2 separate regions of the Homo sapiens genome follow, and region 2 is linked to region 1. Evidence: chromatin contacts called from ENCODE Hi-C or POLR2A ChIA-PET data. All regions are on one chromosome and are shown on one strand. The core of a region is the stretch at or near the end of the contact, and the rest is flanking DNA. Distances in the headings are between cores, read along the strand shown.

The links. A loop is a pair of places that touch in the nucleus more often than their neighbours do. ChIA-PET counts read pairs that join two places held with the same protein, here RNA polymerase II (POLR2A). Pooled maps may share reads with other maps.
Region 2: a map of prostate gland shows a loop between it and region 1 (2.3-fold over the local background). The contact joins the enhancer-like site here to the promoter of TPRG1-AS1 in region 1. A Hi-C loop is called at or near these places in 7 of 168 maps with a recorded cell type or tissue (IMR-90, MCF 10A, PC-3 and 4 more) and 6 of 50 pooled maps. POLR2A ChIA-PET finds 5 or more read pairs at or near these places in 1 of 52 experiments (MCF 10A).

Annotation. Positions count from the first base shown.
Region 1 is chr3:188,945,978-188,949,482 of GRCh38, reverse strand. It overlaps TPRG1-AS1 (TPRG1 antisense RNA 1), which reads left to right and starts at 1,844. Exons shown (of 2, transcript NR_046873.1): 1 at 1,844-2,204.
Region 2 is chr3:188,622,721-188,626,225 of GRCh38, reverse strand. All of the region lies in intron 7 of LPP (LIM domain containing preferred translocation partner in lipoma), which reads right to left. All of the region lies in intron 2 of LOC124906316 (a long non-coding RNA gene), which reads left to right. Among named protein-coding and RNA genes, the nearest start is that of LPP-AS1, 56 kb to the right of the region's middle. Within about 2 kb of position 1,710, at least 10 of the 41 ENCODE cell types and tissues checked have a DNase peak (open chromatin) inside an H3K27ac peak, as active enhancers do; they include heart right ventricle and prostate gland, where a contact is called at or near this core.

The sequences.
Region 1 (3,505 bases), core at 595-3,094:
AAGCAGGAGGCGTCCATGGAGCACCGCGACCAGCCAGAACCCATCTGATGTGGCTGCCATGGAAGGAGTGGTAAGACCAACGAGAGATGAGGCAGGAAGGGTGCTGATGCCAGGCTGGGCTTGGTTCTAATTTCCTAGAGAGCACCAGGAGCGAGCTTTCCTCCTCTTATCAGCATGGCTGCACAAATCTCCATTCTCCTCATCCTGGACTTTTGTTGAGACTGCTCAGACCCACATCTCGTGGGCTGCTGCTAGTCTTACCAGGCTGACTGTCTTCCCTCCAACAAGGAAGGGAGTCTCATTTGAGGAACTGCACAACCTCTTCTGGTTTCTGTACCGGTCACTTTCTCTCTCTAGCCACTGGAGAAGTGGGTTGGAGCATTAGGGGGAAGTGTCTGTTTGGCAACCTCACAGGGCTAGAAAACTTGAAGAGGGTGGATTTTAGGGGCTATCCCCTTGAAAACATTCAAACGTTTGAATCTTTCTGGTGAGACCACTTGTATTCCTATTTTCCAGGAGTACACACAAGGCCAGAGGCACTTTGGACCTCAGGGCTTTCAGAGGGGTGAAAGACAAGGCGGTCAGGGAAAGACTTTCTCATTTGGCCTCACTGTTTTGTGATGTATGTCAGGAAGGTGTTATTGTGGTGAACAATGGAGAAGAAGGGAATTTAAAAGCAGAGAAATGAGTGACTCACCCAAGGTCACATAGCAAGTAACAGAGCTGCAAGCGGCTTGAATGCAAATCCCCTGGACCCAGGCCATGTATTCATGAACCTACCTCAAAGCCTGCTCTCAGAAAGAAGTGGAAGAGGGAGAGGAGGAAGACAAGAAAGAAGAAAGAGGAGGGGGAGGAAAAAGAGGGAGAGAAGCAGAGGAGGGGAGAGACAGCAGAGCCCTTCACTGTAGGTGAAGGACCTGGAACCTTCTCCTTTCACCCCTACTCACCCCCACTCCCTTAACTCCTCCTGGACCCAAGAAAATGTGTCCAAGGCTGTGCGGTAGGGAACGGCTGCTGGGTAACTTCTTTGCTGAGGCGCAAGCATGGCCCTGCGGGGTTGCTGAGCCTTTCAAAGGTCACTTGTAAACTCTGATGTGGCGCAGGGGCTGGCCCGGAGGGGCTGGGGCCTGGGCCAGGACGAGAGGACGGGCCTGCCTTTGGTGCCTAGAAATCAAAGCAGTCAACCTTGGGCTTTTTCTTCCCCCTCACACTGAGGCACTTTTATTGGCGAGATGAAGGGAGGCAGAGCGGGCCTTACAGTCCTCGCTTTGCTTTTGGAGGTTAATGACCCAGTTAGCAGCTCTTGGCTGCGTTTCCGACATTTTGCAGACATCAAGCCCCGCGTCTCTGCCAAGTACATTCTGTTCCCTGGAGCACATCCAGTGCATCTCAGATTACTATGTAATGCGACAAAGAGGGAGAGGTGGCTGGGAGGGGCATCGGGGAGCGGGGCGGGGAGGGGAGAGGGCGGGACGCAGGAGCGTGCGGGGAGGAGAGGAGGATGCCACTCTAAATATAGCTGCCCTCCTGGAATGCATCTTTCAAGGTGCTTATTTACTGCACAAGAGTGATCCCAGAGTGAGGGTACGATTGGGCCCTGTCGTCCAGGAATCCTGGAGCGCCGAGAGCGAAGCCCAGAACCAGGGCGAGGACAGACAGTGGGGGTGGGGAGGAGGCTGCAGGAGGCTCCTGGCTGGGAAGGGCTGGGAAGGTGGAATTCGAAGGGGGCGGGGCTAGGAGGTGGTGGCCCCGCCCACAAGGCCGCCGCCCCGCTTTGCAGCTCGAGCCTGAGCTGCAGCCTGCGCGCTAATTATAGACGTGAATGGAAAGCGGCCGCTTCTGAATGATCGCGTTGCTCGAGCTGCCGTTGGAAGCTTAGAAGCAGGTGCTACCGTGCTAGATACAAAGCGATCTATTTAAAAGCCCTCTGTCACGCACGCACACTTACTGACGAATCCTCTGGCTCTCTCCTACCACCGCCCGGTGGCGGATTCCGGAATTGGTTCAAAAGGCCTTGATCCCGAACACCCAGGACAGAGACAGAGTACTTTTCCTACCTCTTTCGCCTGCATCCTTAGAAAACTCCCGTGGATGAGAAGATCCCCAGGCCTTTACAAGCTGTTGTTTTACAAAAGGAGAAACTGAGGCAGGAAGAGGCGGTGGATGTGCACCAGAGCACGTGGTGCGTCGGTGCAATAGCTGAGGTAAACTTCTGGTCTCCTGACAGCCTCTCCATTTGCCTTACCGGGTTGGAACCTGAAGCAAGTCTCACTTTAACGCCGTTAATTTCCAGGCATGGATCTTTAGCCAATGATGAGCATCCTCCTCCTTTCCTGGTTCAGCGCCTGCTCCCTCCAGTCCCCACCCCCACCCCACTCCCACACGGAAAACTTGCTAATGCTGGCTGATTCTCATTGCTGGGTTTACTAGTTCAGGCCTGGAAACTGGGTAACCTCAATAACTATGACCATTTCAGTATGTGTGAGTCAATCTAATGTGCCCTCCCTCAGCATAATCCTGTCACGAGGAACGACGCAGGGGGCAAAACCTAGACTTTTCTTTCCCATCAGCATCTTGGCTGCACCTAGTGCTCACAGCCAAGTGTGTTAATGCACATGATGGCCTAATCCAGTCCATACGAGCACAGTGAAAATTCTTATGCCCATTTTATGGAATCCCTGTAGAAATGGAGTCTTGGAGGGAGGAAGTGACTTGCTCACAGTCATCTGCTGATGAGTGGTCGACTTGAGAGCCAAAACCAAGTTCTCTACCCTCGATGTGGGCTATGTCCAGTATTCATGCTTTGGCCTGCAAGGGGGAGCAGCAATCCACTTAGTAATAAAGAGGGATAAACCTACGTTCCCTCAGACACCTGGAGTGTCCTGAGGATCTCCACTCTGACCATTGGCCTTTTCTGCCTGTGGGTCTGGGGCCACTCCCACGCTAATCCACAGTATTAAACTGGGCATGGAGAGCTGCTGTCTTCTCTAGAAACCGAAATCTCCAAGTCCAGTAACTACATTCAGCTTCCAATAACAAGGCCAATCCTACTTACCACCTGGACCCATCTATGTCTCCCCACCTTTGCTGACTGCTTTGGACTTAACTCTGCCTGTGTCTCTCTTGGCTATTCCTGTAACCTCAAGATCTCCACCAGGGCAGATGGATAAAGAGGCAGCATCCAGTAACATGCTGAAAAAAGAAGGGAGAGGGAATAGGTGTGGATGATAGAATATTTTAGTTGTTTTTTATTTACCTCTTGGAAGCAAAGACTGTATCTTAGTCTTTGTAAGTCCTCCTTCTTCCCAACATATACAAGGTCCAGCCAGCCCAATGCACCGAGCATAGCAGACAACCAGAAATGTTAAAGAGTCATAAAACTTTCACATGGCTGTGGAAAATTGTATATACCTAGGTTGGTCACAGTCATGTTTCTCTGATAACAAAGATAGGTAGTTTTACAATACTGACAAATTATTTAAGCTTTCTAAGTCTCAGTTTTCTC
Region 2 (3,505 bases), core at 461-2,960, 320 kb after region 1:
TTTTACAAACACTTTCCATTGGCAGTTGGTTGAATTCTGAATGCAGCCTACTTGAATATGAAGGCCTGACTGTATTTTGTTATAGCAGTCCTACCGAAATAATATAATACTTTTATGCATACAGAAGTTATTTCCACAGTGATAAGCTTCAAAGCTTCAGGTTTCATAAAATGTGAATATATCTTAACACACACACACACATACTTATAAATTAATCTCACTGCTCATTATTGAGAGTATTAACTAAAATAGGTAAGGCCCATTCGGTTTGTTAGAAATCCTTTATTTTTGCACATACATTTTTACAAATGCTTTCCATTTAACAGCCATTTACATCATAACTACCAAATGGTTAACAGACTTGAATCATTTAATCACAACATTTATTTGGCTTCTGAAATATGTGCAACCTTATCATCTATGGAGTCACTGTCTGCAGACACTTCTTGGATGGAATACTAAGTAATACCTAAATATTAGTCCAGGTCTCTTATTCAGTTTCCTGTTTAATGAATTTCATGTTTATCAATCTAAATGTTAAGCAACTGGAAATGGGCATTCTATAGGCAGAAAAGTTGGAAACTATGATTTCAAGTTCCACATATTTCATATTGTTGATTCTGTATATAAGGGACAAAGATTCAATGATCTATATAGTATGAAAAATTGGAAAACTGACTTGCCTTCTCCGAAATGTTTCATCATCTGTAAAAGAGGATGAATATGCATTATCTCATCATCTCAGTGAGTTCTTTTTTGAGGACCAAATTCACAATGGTTATAAAAATGTGTCCCATTAAAATGGTTTTACTGTTATTTTATCAAAGACAGTGATAAAGTATATATCAATGTATTATCTTAAATATCCCAATACCAGAGGTTTTATGGATTTTTGTTAAAGTCCTAATTATACTGTGAGGCCTTGGGTAGTCATTCTGTGGGTCTTAGTTTTCTTATGAATGGGCAAGATGGCATCTTTGAAAAGCAAAGGCAACATATTTATTTCATCTCTGAAGGTCTAAATATCAATGAATTTCCCATCATTGAACAAATATTTTGGGGTAGCTATTATGTTCTAGAAGAGTATTGACAAAGTTATGTCTTAATTTATAGGACATTTTTATGACTGAAATTAGATAACCCTTAAAATAGAAAACTAGACATCTGTCTTTAATAAGAAATGCTAACACTAAGAATAAAGGGATATAGAAACCTAAGACTTCCCTCACATGATAACATCTTGCTAAAGGAAATAGAAATCATGTGGTTAAAAAAGAAAAAAAAGGAAGAAGGAAAGAAGGAAGGAAGGGAGGAAAGAAGGAAGGAATGAAGGAAGGGAAAATATTTGCAATCTTATCTGTAGAGTCACTGTCTGCAGATTATTCTCAGCACACCAAAGAAGAGAGAAAGAGAGAGAAGGAAGGAAGGAAGGAAGGAAGGAAGGAAAAGGAAGGAAGGAGAAGGAGAAGGAGAAGGGAAGGGAAGGGAAAGGGAAAGGGAAAGGGAAAGGGAAAGGGAAAAGGAAGGAAGGGAAGGGAAGGAGGGAGGGAGGGGAAGGAAGGATATTTCTACTTGACTCCCTATTAATAGTCTGGTACTAGAACTCACAGAACTGCCACAGAAGGCTGAACAGTCCTGGGCTTTTCACATGATCAGGTTCGCACTTCCATGGTTCTCCCAAATATGGCTTTCTAAACAAACTTGGACTAGGCTCACTCACTTGGCATTTCTCCTGCAGGAATGCAACTCAATGTTCTATCCAAAGGTTTCAAGAACGACAGTTTTTGGATGTTTATTTAATCCTCTCTCAAGCCGTGTTTGTTTTGAATAAATGGCAAATGTGATTAGTAAATGGAACATTCATTTTGTTAGACTGCCTCTAAACTCCAGATATAAATGGGCTGGATTTTACAGCTTATTTTAACATTTCCTTTTTCCTATACCCTTTCTCTGATCAGCTCTTCAACGGTGATATAATTTCTTTTAATGCAAATGTACAAAACAATGTTAGTCCTGACTTTTGGCAAGCAGTTCACAAGTTTGGGTGAAAAGACATTGCTCTTGAAAAACAGGTCATTTTTAGTTTTGCTATGTCTTTCCTTCTCACTAGGACATATTGTGCTGATGCAGAACAATGGAGCTAAGGAGGTCTTTAGCTTGTCTTGCATCTATCAGAACTCAGCAGTACTTTCCTCTTTGAGGTTCAATGTTATTGGCTAAAATTTTTGATATTCTGCTTAATTCCACTCTATAGCCCACCAAATACACCCCTCGCCTTGCCGGTTGATTCATAGGTACTTGGCCAGGGCAGGCTAGAAGATGAAAAAGGAAGAGACGACCTGAAGCTCTGTATTAGAGAAACAACTAGGAGGATTGTCTGGCACACACCCGCCCAATGGCCTCATGTTAAGGAGCATCCTCAGCAGCTTAACATATATGTCCTGCTCAAGATAAAAGATAACTAGGTTTAAGACTTAAAGTTGAGTTGCTGCACAGCAGTGACAATTTGAGTTGCTGCACAGCAGTGACAATTTTTTAAAACATACTTTCGCAAGCAGGCAGTGTAGTATAATGGGTATAAACTTGAGGCATGCAGTCTTCAGCAAATAATTTTTTCCCTTTCTCAGTTTCTGACTCAGTAAAAAATCAAGATGTTTATAGTATCTTCAGCCGGGCACGGTGGCTCATGCCTGTAATCCCAGGACTTTGGGGGGCCAAGGCGGGTGGGCCACTTGAGGTTAGGAGTTCGAGACCTGCCTGGCCAACATAGTGAAACCCTGTCTCTATTAAAAATACAAAAATTAGCTGATTATGGTGGCGCATGCTTGTAATCCCACCTACTCTGGAGGCTGAGGCGGGAGAATCACCTGAACCTGGGAGGCGGAGGTTGAAGTGAGCTGAGATTGTGCCACTGCACCCTAGCCTGGGAGATAGAGTGACGCTCTCTTTCAAAAAAAAAAAAAAAAAGTATCTTCATAGACTTTTTGAGGCTATATGAACCAATGTCCATGAAGGCAACACATACAGGAAATAATAACTAATTGGGTGCTTCCTAGCATTTACACTTAAGAGCCACTCTTTAAGCCCTTATGTAATTTTTGTTTTAAATGATCTAGTCATCCATACAATCATGGGGGCAATGTCTATTTCCTTAAAAAGTGAAGATGTTAGCTCTCTCTTTTTTTTTTTTTTTTTTTTAAGATGGAGTCTCTCTCTGTCACCCAGGCTGGAGTGCAGTGGTGTGATCTGGGCTTACTGCAGCCTCCACCTCTCAGGTTCGAGCGATTCCCCTGCCTCAGCCTCCTGAGTAGCTGGAATTACAGGCATGCGCCACCACGCCTGGCTAATTTTTGTATTTTTAGTAGAGACAGGGTTTCACCATGTTGGTCAGGCTGGTATCGAACTCCTGACCTCATGATCTGCCTGCCTCGGTCTCCCAAAGTGCTGGGATTACAGGTGTGAGCCACTGTGCCTGGCCCAGCTCTCTTTTTCCAAAAAGTAATGT